Linked DNA regions of Mus musculus: region 1 is linked to region 2. A link is a loop called in an ENCODE intact Hi-C map of the cell type or tissue named here. Cell type or tissue: gastrocnemius. All regions are shown on one strand. Links, peaks and the distances in the headings refer to the core of each region. The heading gives the core; the rest is flanking DNA.

Evidence for each region. Hi-C counts contacts between places; a loop is a spot of excess contacts. Peaks named below come from ENCODE experiments on the same cell type or tissue, not always from the same donor. Only the 100,000 strongest peaks of a DNase experiment are listed, where the experiment ranks them.
Region 1: it touches region 2 in a loop (5-fold over the local background); 23 of 42 quality-filtered maps call a loop at or near these places.

What each region holds. Positions count from the first base shown.
Region 1 is chr4:21,543,475-21,550,235 of GRCm38, reverse strand. No RefSeq gene overlaps it. Among named protein-coding and RNA genes, the nearest start is that of Prdm13, 140 kb to the left of the region's middle. In gastrocnemius, for the core only: no CTCF peak of the experiment used is centred there; DNase peaks (open chromatin) are centred at 2,265 and 2,670.
Region 2 is chr4:21,811,090-21,817,850 of GRCm38, reverse strand. Usp45 (ubiquitin specific petidase 45) reads right to left here. Exons shown (of 18, transcript NM_152825.2): 11 at 2,453-2,544; 12 at 913-969; 13 at 207-350. Among named protein-coding and RNA genes, the nearest start is that of Pnisr, 34 kb to the left of the region's middle. In gastrocnemius, for the core only: a CTCF peak has its summit at 3,552 (motif pointing right); a DNase peak (open chromatin) is centred at 3,613.

The DNA of each region.
Region 1 (6,761 bases), core at 1,050-5,049, 270 kb after region 2:
ACCTGAGGACTTTATTTTAACACTGTGGAAATTTTCTAAAAAATAATCATGTAAACTAAAGACATGACTGCTCCAAGGTATGCTTAAGCAGAGGATTTTATTGTAGATATGACGGAGAGAACAGCCAGAGGCATCTGGAAGGGTCCAGAGAAGAGAGACAACATTGCAAACTGAGCATGGCCCACAGATTGGACAGAAGATGCAGAGAGGAGATGGTACAGAGTGAGAAATAAAGTGAGGGGACCGAGAGAGGAGGGGCAAGAGGGAGGGAATCAAGAGAGTGCATAGTCAAAAATAATAGGGTTATAAGGGAATGAGAAACTGGGGAGAGGAAGCCCATGAACTGAAGAAGTGTAAAAGAGCTAAGAAGAGCCTCAGGTACTTATGGTACTGAGGGAGCCTAGAGGTAGCGTGCACTTTTGTACACAAACTGACACATACATAGCCATTTGGGTTTCTTTTAGACCTACAATAATTTTAAAATCTTACTTAATATTTTTGTGCTTAAAGATTTTTATTTTTAAGTTGTCAAAACATCCATATGGCTTGAAATTCAAGTCATGAAGTTTCTATTCTCCTCTATGGAAATATGGAGAGTTTAGTATTATAGCTAGCTTTAGCTGTAGATTTGACACAAGCCAGGAATGGGAAATGTCAACTTAAGAACTGCCTCAACAAGATTGGTCTGTGATCATATTTGTGAGGCATTTCCTTAATTTCTAGGTAATGTAGGAGGGCCCAGAGGACAGCACACTGTAGTAGCCCTAGAGAGATGGGCTGGGGCTAGGAAAGGTAGCTGAGGAAGTTTGAAGGAGTTTGCTAGTAAGCAGTGCTCCCCTGAGGTTTCTGCTTTCAACACATACCTCAAGATCCTGCCTTGGCTTCCCTCAATAATAGACTGTGACCTAGAGTGTAAGCCTAAACCAACAGAAAACAAAGTAGGACAGTGTTTTGGAATGGTTCTATAAAGTTAATGATTTAGTGTCTATGCATTTCTTCATAAGTACAAAATAAATGTTAGTGGAAAAAGACATTCTATAGTGGTGTTGGATACCTCTCTGTCTGCTGTCTCATGTCAGACATTGCTAAGCTGATGGACAGGGTGATGCCTGAGGACTTCTGGGATCTCAGCTGGCAGATCTTTTATCCCATATGTACAAATGAAGGCTTTGAAATAGCTAAGACATAAGGCTCCTGACTGCAACCCCACCGAGGACCCAAGTTAAAACTGGCTATTTCAGTTGCCAAATTTCTGATTCAGAGAGAGATGTTTTTTGGACACTCTTTTGCAGTGACTTAACATGGTCATAGTGACAATAGCTTAATTTTTATTCACATTTAACTCTTAAAAACATTGGGATTTGGAGGCTGGCTACAGATTTCATCAATCAGTGGCATGTTTTTAAAAGCTAACTCCCATGTTACTTTTGCTTCTCTCTATTTAAGCCAAGTGATAGTCACACTCGCAGTGGATATTTCCTTCCTTCCTTCCTTCCTCCCTTCCTTCCTTCCTTCCTTCTTTCCTTCCTAGGATCTGTCATAGTTTGCCTTTTGCTGCTGGTACTAAAATTAAGACCCCAACAATCTAGGGGAGGAAAGGGCTTACATCATTTTAGAGCTGACAGTTCATAGTGAAGAGAAACCAGGACAAGAACTCCTGGCAGGAACTGAAGGAGATCTACGGAAGGATGCAGCCTTCTGACTTCCACCACATGGCTTGCTAAGCTGGCTCTTTTATACAGCTCACGGTGGGCTGAACCGTCCCACATCAATTATTAATCAAGAAAATTCCCCTATTGCTCGGTGGACAATCTGATGGAGGCAATTTCTCAACAGAAGTTCCCTCTTTCCAGATATGTTTAGGTTTGATTCAAGTTGACAAAACCCAACCATCACAAGATCCAACTAAACAAATTTGGAGTTATGGATATTTGGTTCCTATAATTATTGCTCATGCATACATTTCCCTGCATCATAGCTGTTGTGGTCATGGTTGCTTTCTTCTATAACAAGTTGTCTCTCAGGGGTTGCTTCTTATAATATTGTCCTTGGTTCAATCATGTCTATGACTTTAATCAAACTTCAGAAGCCATGCAAAATGCTGTATTAAGGTTGACATGGGGGAAGGATCTTCCTGAAGGGAAGAGAAAATTTTTGTTTTATTATGTAGTCTGCTCATTTAAACCCATGATGGCCTGGCACCTGTGTCCTAGTGAAGCAATCCAGTGAGCGTGTGAGTGGGCAGAGAGCCACTCTAGCAGATGGTCATGAGAAGAGGGTCCATACACCGTATGATCATCAAGTGTGCTTGCCCAGGCCAGGAGTCCCTGCCAGAAAGGTCCAAATGCTGCCCTTAAAACTGAAGTCTTATTTTACTAAGGATGTCTAAAGTAGGGGTGAACGCCAGGAAAGAATGGAACAGAAAAGAAACAAGCATGGTACTAGGGATTTTTTGGGAATTGGTGTTTGCTCATAAGGATCTCATCTTGGAAGCCTTTTTTTTTTTCTGGGTTGACAGCTTGCTATGCAATAAGACACTGTGAGTGTGGATGTTCTCTGTGTTTGCACAGAAGTTGTATCGTGGGCTCATTGCTTTATCAATTATGATGGTTCTGAAAGCACCTGAGGCAAGACAAGGCCAACCTCTATGGCTCACCTGTCCACAAATAGGAGTTACAGCAGTTTAGCAGGCATTAATCTGGGAGGCTTGCTGAGACCCTTGTTGTAAGGCCTCTTTTGCCAATTCCCCTACCTTTTCCTTTGGCAACTCAGAAGCCACATGATTCAGACTGGTCTCACTCATCTGCTTTCCAGACAAGGCCTGTACAGCACATTTGGACATTGTACATGGTCACAGTGATTTTCTATTAAGTTTAGTCACAATTGCTCTTTTGTGAGCATGCATTTGTCACTCTTGTTCAGCCTTCATTTGTGACTCTTCTCTTGTATTGTGATATATTGTATGGTGCTAGAAATGCATCAGCAGTTAAAACCTAGTTCTATCACTCACAGCCTTTGAAAACTTAGCAAGCAGGAAACGTCCTACTAACAGGTTTATGAAGCAAATGTGAAAATGCTGCCTGGAACTAAGGCCAAAAAATGATATGGGAGATAAGCAGAGGCTAACATATCTCTTACATTCTATTAGTGGCTTCTGTCATGCCTGTAAGGAATAGTCAGTGTTTAAAACAGACAGTGGCTTGTTAATGCTGTCTTCCTTATATACTGAACATACTGAATACTTTGGAAACACAGATAATAAAATGTAATGAAATAAATGTTTCCTTATGCTTTATCATGTACAAACAAGTCATACTTCTTGCTTGGAGTTGTATGCTTTAGTCATTTCTCTGTGTACACTCCACACACACAGACTTATCATAAACACAATTAGTTGTTGTTGTGTATTTACTTTTTCTCACGAAAATCTTACTTTGTCTTCTTAATATTAAAAATAAGCCAAGTCAGAAAAACAGTAAAAAAAAAAAAAAAAAAAAAAAAGAAAAAAAAAAAAAGAGAAGCCTATTGCTTTAAAGTTTATTTTTTTTTCCCATCTGAAATAAAAATGTATTTCCAGTGGTTAAAAACTTTGGCTGCTTTTCCAGAGGATCAATGGCCAGCACTCACATGGCAGCCTGCAACCATCTGTATGTAATTCTCGTCTCAGGAGGATCTGACACCCTTTTCTGGTCTCTTGGGCATCAAGTGTGCACATGATGCATAGAAATACAGTCAGGCAAAATACCCATGTATATGAACATAAAAGTAAACAGATTAAAAAAAAGCATTTCTAAGACAGATGTGTAAAAATTTCCCTAGTTATTTTGGAACATTGTCGTTGCTGCCCCCATGCTGTTGAGTGGGAAATAATTTGTTCACAGACAAAAGAAACCTTCATAATGACAAGCAAAAACTCCAGCATTTATTGTTTATGTCATACTGAACAAGTACTATCATGTTTAATGTTTAATTTAGCAGGCAGAACAACTAAATTTATTTAATTCTCTCTCTCTCTCTTTCTTTTACAGAATTTTATGCCTCCTCTATCATGTTCAATGTCCCTCCCAATTCTCTCTCAAATTCATAGCCAGTGTTCCTTTAATGATTATGTTTGTATAATAACATGAATAAATATATAAGCACCACCTGCTGAACTCACTTGTGTTGCTGATATGTATATGTTCTCAGAACTGATCACTTGGTATTGAAGAACCAATTAGAGGGCTAATCCCTGGGGGAGACCAATTCTCCTTCTCTCAATACGATGCACCTAATCCTCAAGAGTCTGGAGGCCCTAGGGAGTGGGGAGGTTTGGTGGGCTGGGAACATCCTCCTGAAGATGGCGTGGGGGAGGAGGTATGGGATGTGGAACAGTCAGAGGGTGGACTGAGAGGGGGATAAAATCTGGAGTGTACAATAAAAGATTAAATAAAATATTAAAAAAGGCTTGAAAGGAGAAGATGCCATGGTATATTGAATGAAGTTAAATGTTAATTGTACGAACGTATCAGTATTACATTGCCCATTCCTTTAGCAGGGATGCAGAAGGTGACACTGTAGGACACATATTTCTACTCTATAGCTAATAATTCTTAGACTGTAGAAAAAATGTGTAGGAACCTGTGTTAGCCAGGGAGTCAAAGTAAGATTTTAAAGATGAGAAAATTTGATTGCTTGAACAAGGCAGGAGAAGAGGTCTACAGAGAATGTTCAGTCTAAACTCAAGAACCCACTTGGTGGCAGAGTGAGCTTTGCAAAAGCAATGGACTGCTCAGTTCCTTTGTAGTATGCTGGATCATTCTGGAACACACAAAAATCTCAGAGGAGTCAGGACACTATTCACCCTGCTTACTTCACTGATCTCAGTTGTGCTAGGTGGCTTTTTATCAATGTGTCCAGAGAGAAATGCTTTAAAAGATGAAATGACTAATTTTGGCTTGTGGCTTCAGAGCTTTCTGCCAATGGTTATCTGGGTGTCTAGCTTCTGGACCTTCACAGACACAGAGCATCATGGGAGAGGGTGTGGTGGGGCATAGCGATGCTCACTTCATGGCAACCAAGAAGTAAAGAAGACAGTAACAGGAACGGCACTACTTTCCCTCCTTCCTATGGTCCAGATATGCTGACGCACTGGTCATGTAGAGCTTCAGAAACAGAGGCTGCAAACCCAGAAACTGTGAGCTGACTTCTCAGTTCACCACAGTAGGCCAATTAAATAATCCTTTATGTGTGCTGTAGGGACAATGCACAGAGACAAATTGGGACAAAGGGCACAGCACAAACATTTTCCCTTCTCCATATTTAAATATAATATTACTTAATGCCAGTTCCTACAGATATCACTGTTTCTGGATTCTTTTGTTTATGCCACTGATCTTGTATATGAACTTATGCCAACACACAACTCTTTTTATTGTGGTAACTTTATGGTCAGCTTTTATACCCATGTCTTAGTGTGGGTTACTATTGCTATAATAAAACACCATGATCAAAGCAACTTGGTGAGAGAAAAGGTTGTTTGGTTTATACTTACCATTGAAGGAATTGGAATTCAAACAGGGCAGGAATCTGTAGGCAGGAGAGGATGCAGAGACCATGGAGGGGTGTTGTTTACTGGCTTGCTCCTCATAGCTTTTTCAGCCTGTTTTTTTTTTTTTTTTTTTTCCCAGAACCATCTTCCCAGGAGAGCACCATCCACAACAGTCTGGGCCTTCCTACATCAATCACTAATTAAGAAAAAGCCCCACAGGCTTGCCTACATTCCAATCTTACGGAGATATTTTCTTAATTGAGGTTCCTTCCTCCCTTATGACTCTAGCTTGTGTTAAGTATTTCTGCAAAAATTTCTTAAGGACAGACACCTTAAGTAATGCTGAAACCTTACCTGGAAACAATCATCTCCATATATTTAGGATTAGTCTTATGTCTTTTGATGAATTACCTTGATAAACTTGTTCAATTTGTTATTTATCTATGTCTATGTCTATATCTACAATTCATTCTAAATTTATAATATAATTCTTCATTTAAAAATTAAATTTTGACACTTTGCTATTGTTAAAATTTGGGAAATGGATTTCTAAATTAATCTTATCTCTGGTCACATCATTAATTCTGGTTAGGAATAGTGTAGAGATATTGTGACCTTTCTATGAAAGTGGTACAGACCTTTCCTCCTGCCTTGTTTGGTTTGGGTGTTCCACAAAAGCGTGATAAAAAAAAGCAGTCTCTAGGGCAGATCCAAAAGTGTCAGTGGGAGTCAAGTAGATGTGACTGCTTCGGGCTTTATGTTTATGAGGGCTGAGGGTTCCTGTATGCGGTTCAAGGCCTGATGACTGGAGCTTTTACTGGCACCATAAGGAGAAGCATTTGAGTTTTCTCATCAGTTTTCCAAGATATAGAGTAGAAAGAAAAGGGAGAGTGTGGGAGCTTGAAAGCTACTAGCAGTCAGACATCTAGTGTTGAGTCAGGTAATTAATTTCTGACATTTGACAGATGATAAAAGCTATGCTGCTTCACTTGGTAGAATTTGAACTTGTACAAGGAAGCCATCAGGACATTCTATGAGTCCTGCTGCCTAACACTAGGAAAGGGTGGGCGTTCTGCTGAAAGTATTGATCAAGAGCACAATGTCAGCTGGCTATAGCTGCACATTTGTAATTCCAGCTACTTGAGGTTCTGGAAAACTTGAGCCCAGGGGTTTCAGGCATCTGGTGATGTAATAATAGCAGGACCCTGTATCAGAATGAAGTAACTGTAAA
Region 2 (6,761 bases), core at 1,224-5,223:
CCTTGGTCATGGTGTCTGTTCACAGCAGTAAAACCCTAACTAAGACATGGTGCAATACGTATGTGGAAACATGGCTAGCAGTAAACTGAGCACTGTAAAGCTGAGAAACAGGAGGGTGCGTGTTCTTAGACTGCTGTTTCTACTTGAGAACGTTCTTTCACAATGAAAGTATTAAAAACACAGCAGCCCCCCACAGCCTGACTTGCCTTGTCGTTAGGTGAGGAGTGCTTCCTGGAAGCTCTGGGTTGATGGGCATTTCCTACAGTCACGGTGCCCTTGTTATGATCTTGGTCTGTTTCTTGTAAACTTCTGCATTTACTCATTTTCCCCAAAAGTACAGGTTTTGAAACCTATGCCACATGTAACATAAAACATTTTCAGCGAATGAATTCTTTTTAACACTTGTAACTTACTAGAAATATAAAAAGAAAATTTTCTTATTAAGAAATATATTTTTAAAATTCCTCTATTAGTATGGGTGTTTTGATGGCATGGATGTTGTGCACCACTTGCATGCAGACCCACGGAGGCCAGAAGAGGGTACTGAATTTCACCTTGGAACTAGAAGTGGAGTTACACACAGCTGTCAGCTCACAAGTCGTGAGGGTGCTTGGAACTTAACCAGGGTCCTATGGAAAAGCAGCCAGGGCTCTTAGCTGCTGACCCATCTCTCCAGCCCACTTAAAAGGGTAATTTTCTTAACAATTTCAAAATACAAGGTTAAAAGATTTAATCCCGGGAATAAGAAAATATATATACTTCATGCACACATACGCAAACCTGGTATCAAACACACCACACAGACCTAATTCTGTGTAAATCATGACTCTGTAACAGATAAAGCCAACAGATGTTTAAATAATTGAATAGATGCATATTCTTTATGAGAATGTTGTGATTTCTCCTCCTTACCCTTTCTTCTATGATAGGAAGTGAGATATCAATGAAGGGATCCTTCATGGTAGAGATCTTAAAGGAAAATAAGATGGAGACATTCGGTTAGAATTCTAGCATAGATGCACACTGTTGTTAAAGAGAAAAACAAGTCAAACCTCTCAGACAACTTATAACTTTAACTTATAAGTTAAAATACTGTATGAAGTGTTAGGAATAAAAAGTAGACAAGCATTTGACCGATTTCTCAGGATAATCTGTTTTAGAAGATACTGGTATAAGAGAGAAATCAGCATTTCTGTCCAATGCTGTATAAAATGTAGTAATAGTTATAGTCACATTTTATGTTTCAGTGTCATAAGTAAGAGGAGATACAATAATCCCTGTTTTCTAAAACTAGAGATGATAGAAGACCTGGAAAATTTTTATTCTTATTAAAATCTGATAAAAGTTTAATCTATTGTAGTCAACCACATTTTCAGAAATATTTCTTAACAAGCAGTTGAAAAATCTATAAACGTTCATGCCTGCTTTACGTTGTTGAAGTTGGCATTTAAATATGAAGTTCAAAATCAAAGATTAAGTGAAGAGTAAGAGTTTCTACACACATACACACACACCCTTTGTACATCACATAACACAAACAAACCCCAAAAACCCGAATCGAATGTGATAGTCTTTTTCTGTCCCCACATTTTAGGACGGGGCACTATGACCATTACTTGTTTCAGAGATGTCTCTCTCATCTCAGTCTAAACTAGAAGCTAACCTATTTGATCCATTCAGCCAGGCTTATCTGACATGTACCACTCGGGAAGCTGACACAGGAGAACTCCAGTTCAAAGCCTGAGCTACACATACACAGCAGAATGGAGTGAGGAAAAGCCTAAGGACCTCACAAGGAAGTCAAGAGGAAAAACAGTTACACAGCACAGAAACACACGGACTTAGAAACACTTAGAAGTGTGCTTGCCACTTAGAAGTGGAAGGCAGATATTACGAAAATCATTGCATAGCCATGTGCCAAGGTTTTTTTAATGACAAGACTTCATGTAGAAGGAAAACTCTTTGCTGTCATTATCACTGGCTGTTTTAGATTAGAAAAGCTGACTAGCATGCTGAGTACAGGAGAAATACACTCTACTCAGAATCCCTGTAGCCTTTATCCATAGGGTTTCTACAGGGAAGTTAAGTGATGGCCACTGTCATAACAGTGTAGTTCTACTTTCTGCAGTAATGGGTTTCATGTACTATAAGTCTTAGAGCCTGGGCAAGCAAAGCTTTATAAAGGAAAGGCAGTTCACTTGCACAAAACTAGTTACTTCTGAGACACCACTACTGTCCTTTAAGAGGTTTTATTTGTGTATGAAGCAAATATTGGGAATTTGAATTAGTACTTCTTGTTATTGAAAGTAAGTCTATCATCAATTTATTAGATCACATCCATGATTTTGCTATTGTTATCTTCTGATAACCACCGTGATACCTGAGAAATAAAGCAACACAACACAGCAATGTGACTGTAGTGTATTCCATGAAGTGAATTCTAGGTACATACGTTCGCACATTCTTCACACATGACTGTGCTAGTTAATTCGCCAATAAAGATGCGATCTATGAAGTTCATCTTCACACCTTCCTTTCCATAGGCTGTTAAAAGAACACATTTCTTCTAAATTAAAAAAATTCACAGAACAACCACTGATCCGAGAGTGACATGCTACTACTCAAGTCATTTGGATAAAATATAGCTTCTCTATTATATCCAATAATGTATTTTAATATATCACATTACATCTTTCTCCTTTACAATTTTGTAGAGGAACTGTGACTATTGAGTTCCATAATCTTTAAGAATTAACACCATGTAGGTCCCAGGAATTGAATTCCACTTGCCAGGGTTGGCAGCATATATCTTTACTTGCTGAGTCATCTTGCCAGTGCAAATTATTTTAATAGGTAAATATAGCAGTAACTACTAGCTCATACTACACCCAAGCTGCTCCTATTAACTTTTTTGACATTTCTGTATCTAATCTAAAGGTGGACAGGACAGGGAAAAATAGCTGCTTCAAGGCTAAAGATTCCAGAATCAGAGCAATAAAAGGGGGTATAAAATACAGTGTGTGAAGCACAGAATAAGAACTCACCTGGGGAATTAGTATAAACACACACACACACGTGCTTGGTGATTACTTTCAAAGTTGAAATCATTTGATTTATGGAGTGCTTACGAATCAAAGGAAGCTGTGCTAATGGTTGGCCGTAAAATAACTGGTGTTGGAGACACTGACCAAACAATAGGCTGTAAGTATGTGTAGTTAAACTAGTTGACACACACACAGGCTGCTCTCAAGCTCACAGAGATCCGCCTGCCTCTGCCTCCCAGTGCTGGAATTAAAGGCATGCGCCACCATTAGCCAGCTGACAGAAAGTACATTAACAAAACTGCTCACTGGCTTTTAAAATCTATCCTTTGCAAGCCTCTACCTTTGTTGAAAACTATTAAAAGGCATTATCCAAAGCACTGAATAACAGAGAAGACATACTTTAAAACCAATAGACATTTTATAGTAACTATTAAGAAATTCTGTCTTCTTACGAAAAAATGCACAAAAAGGAGACACAGTTGAAAGAAAACCAGCGTTATTGCTCTATGCATGCACTAGATGGCAGCATTGCAACACAGAGTAACAAGGCACATGCTGGAGAAATTATGCCCCACCCACCTCCTTGGGAGACAGGGTCTCACTATGTAGCTCTGGCTGTCCTGGAACACACTATGTAGACAAAGCTGGCCTCAAACTCCTAGAGACCCACCTGCCTTTGCCTCCCAAGTGCTGCAATTAAAGGTGTGTACCACTGTCCCAACTGTAACTACAACAGTGTTAGAGCACTTGCTTATAAATTAGTCACATATTATAAACAGTATAATACCACAAAAATAAAGTTAGAAATAAAATACATACGACATCTTACAGTGTCCTTTACAATGATGAGCTCATACTAACAGAATCTCAAAACAAAATGTACACTAAGTGAGAATTAGATGTCACAGGATATAAACTCGAACTGCAATATCTGAACAAGCCTTGCTTAATCACTGGCTTGTCTCATGTTGGCAGACTGTAGCAAAAGGCTGAAGGAGTCAAGACTTGCTGCTATTTATTATTAGTCTCTTAAATAAACAGTGAGTCTGCAACATCTTTGGAGCTTATAGGCATTTTGTCTAGATTAAAACTAGGTAAGGTGGCTGCCCTCAGAAGTGGGCTTAAACCTTCTCCAGAGGTGGTGAACCAACGCCTGAGAGTGTAAGCCTGGGAATCAATGGAGGTACAGGGGCGGGGTGGGGGGGGAGGGTAGACTCATGTGGGGAACACGCTTCTGATGGTGAACTAGACATAGCAGCGAACCGTTTTCTATAGACAAGTGTCTCCTGACTTAAATAAGAGAAGCCCCTCCTTACAATAAACAGTGGTGTGCTCACACTCATGGCTGTCCCAGGATGCAGAAAATAAAGAGATAGTCTGGGCCCATCCCTAATCAAGCCACTTACACAACTCCCTCTAAGGCAGGGAACACTGCAGAAGAGGGGACAGGAAATATTTAAGAGCCAGAAGACAGGGGGAAGGGCTACCAAATTTCATTCTCTAGATGTGATACAACTATTGTAAAGTGTACATGTGAAATTATAAAAAACAATAATAGTAATTAAAAGCCATTTAAGAAGAAAACCCTTAGGTATATCAGCAAGCCTCCTCATCTAACATAAAGGTGCTAGAGCTCAGTTCTCAAGAGAGGGCGCTACTTTCCGTAATTCCTGAAGTCCTATGTACGGATGTGTCAATCTATACATGTGATATTAGTTCAATTAAAAAAATGCAGCCAGGTGATGGTGGCTCACTCCTTTAATTCCAGCACTTGGGAAGCAAAGGCTAGTAGGTCTCTGAGTTAGAAGCCACCCTGCTCTACAGAGTGCGTTCCAGAACAGACAACGCTACACAGTGAAACCCTGTCTTGAAAAACCAAACAAACAAAAATAGGTAAAAGAAAAACAAGCACCCATATATTGTCACGTGTTCTTTCTATCGCAGACATTCTTTCTTGCGGACAGATCCTGAGTCAGCATTTTCAAATGTTCAAGTATGGGTTTCATAGGAAGACTGTTGATACCCATTTCTATAGTGACATAATGTCACCTATATTTCTCAAGCACAAAGCATCAAAGTAGCACCTTCTAGAAGCACCACTTGAGTCCTGTCTCCTTACCTGGTCTTAGTCACCACTCATCAGTTTCCTCACCTAGAAAGCCGGTTGCTGTTGATGATTGGAGTTTTTCAAGTCCTTCACAGGCCCGGACAGGCCCCCAGCAAGCATCTCTGGCATCTAGTCTAGTTAATTTTAACACTGAGCACGTATCTCCCCATCCTTTTCCTTGAGAGAGTATTCCCTTTCTAATTTTTAGTTTTGGATTCATCTATTTAATGTATGAGTGTTTTGCTTAACATAAATACCATATACGTGAACGTCAGAAGGTGTTGGGTCCTCTGGACCTGGAATTACAGATGGCGATGAGCCACCTCTGCGGAGCCTGGGAACTGAATGTGGGTCCTTTGTAAGAGCAACAAGCGCTTTTAAGAACTCAGCATCTCCAGCCCCTTAATTTGGGGGAGTCGGTTCTCAGCTGTGCAGCCTTGTCACTGGAAAGAGGCTGCTCTGTGCTCTGCCTCTGTGCCCAGCCCTAGAGATTTCTTGCCTCCCTTTAACAGAGAAGGGTATGACCCTTTCCACTGTATCCAACTACCTGCCTACACTGCCCACATTGGCCAGTTATGAAATAATTAAAGCTGTCCTCCACCCTGTAGCACAGTGGCTCTAATCACAAACCCATTTTTGAGGGAGCGTCTGTGAAGCCACACCCACCTGACCCTTACTGCAACATTCAAACAGAGACACTCTTGCTAGAATAGTCTCTCACAAATTAGAACGAACTGAATCCTAGCCACATGTAACAAGATTCTAGTCTTCTCAACATATAAGGTATGCTTCTGTACATGGCTCTAATTCTTACAACCAAGAGACTCCAGTTAGCAAGGATTAAGAACATGACTGTGAAGCCTGGACAAGAACTAGGGCTCACAGAAAAATCATGGCATTTTGCAGTTGACAATGTTTTTTTCAATATGTAAAACAGATCCCACAGTTTCATCTTAAATACACAGCACTATCTGACGTACTAAGCGACGTAGGACTATTTCCTCTATGATTTGTCTCCTCAGTCATTGCCCACAAGACTCAAGTACTACACAATAGTATCTTTGCAACACACACACACACCTTAAAACGCAACACACCATTGTAGCTGTAAAATCCAATGTAATACTAAAGTAATATATTCTAATGTGCATTTATTTACAACTACCTGGACAAATTCACTCTACAGCTCTGATATCAGCAGCTCACACATTCCTAATGTCCCACGTGGAGGAGCTGTAGGAATAGTGCAGACAGAGTCATCTTTAACACTGTGAAAAGGGAAGATACACCACTGGGTAGTGCCTCTGCTCCCCTGCACCATAGGTCAGAGCCTGGGGAGACGCACTCTCCTCCTAAGGTTACTACCTTAGAGATAAGTCCACGTCCTCAATTGCTCCTCTGTAAAGATCCTGTTTTAGGTTATTAGCATATATTCCTGTTATATAATAATGGAGTTTCATTACATTTTCATACATGTCCTTCATCATATTTATCCATAACACTTCTGTATCTCCCACTCCTACTGATCCCGTCCTCCTGTGTACAGGAGAATGGGTGAAGGGAGGTTACTTACAGACACATGGCCATCTCCTTCCTCTAGCAACCGCTAA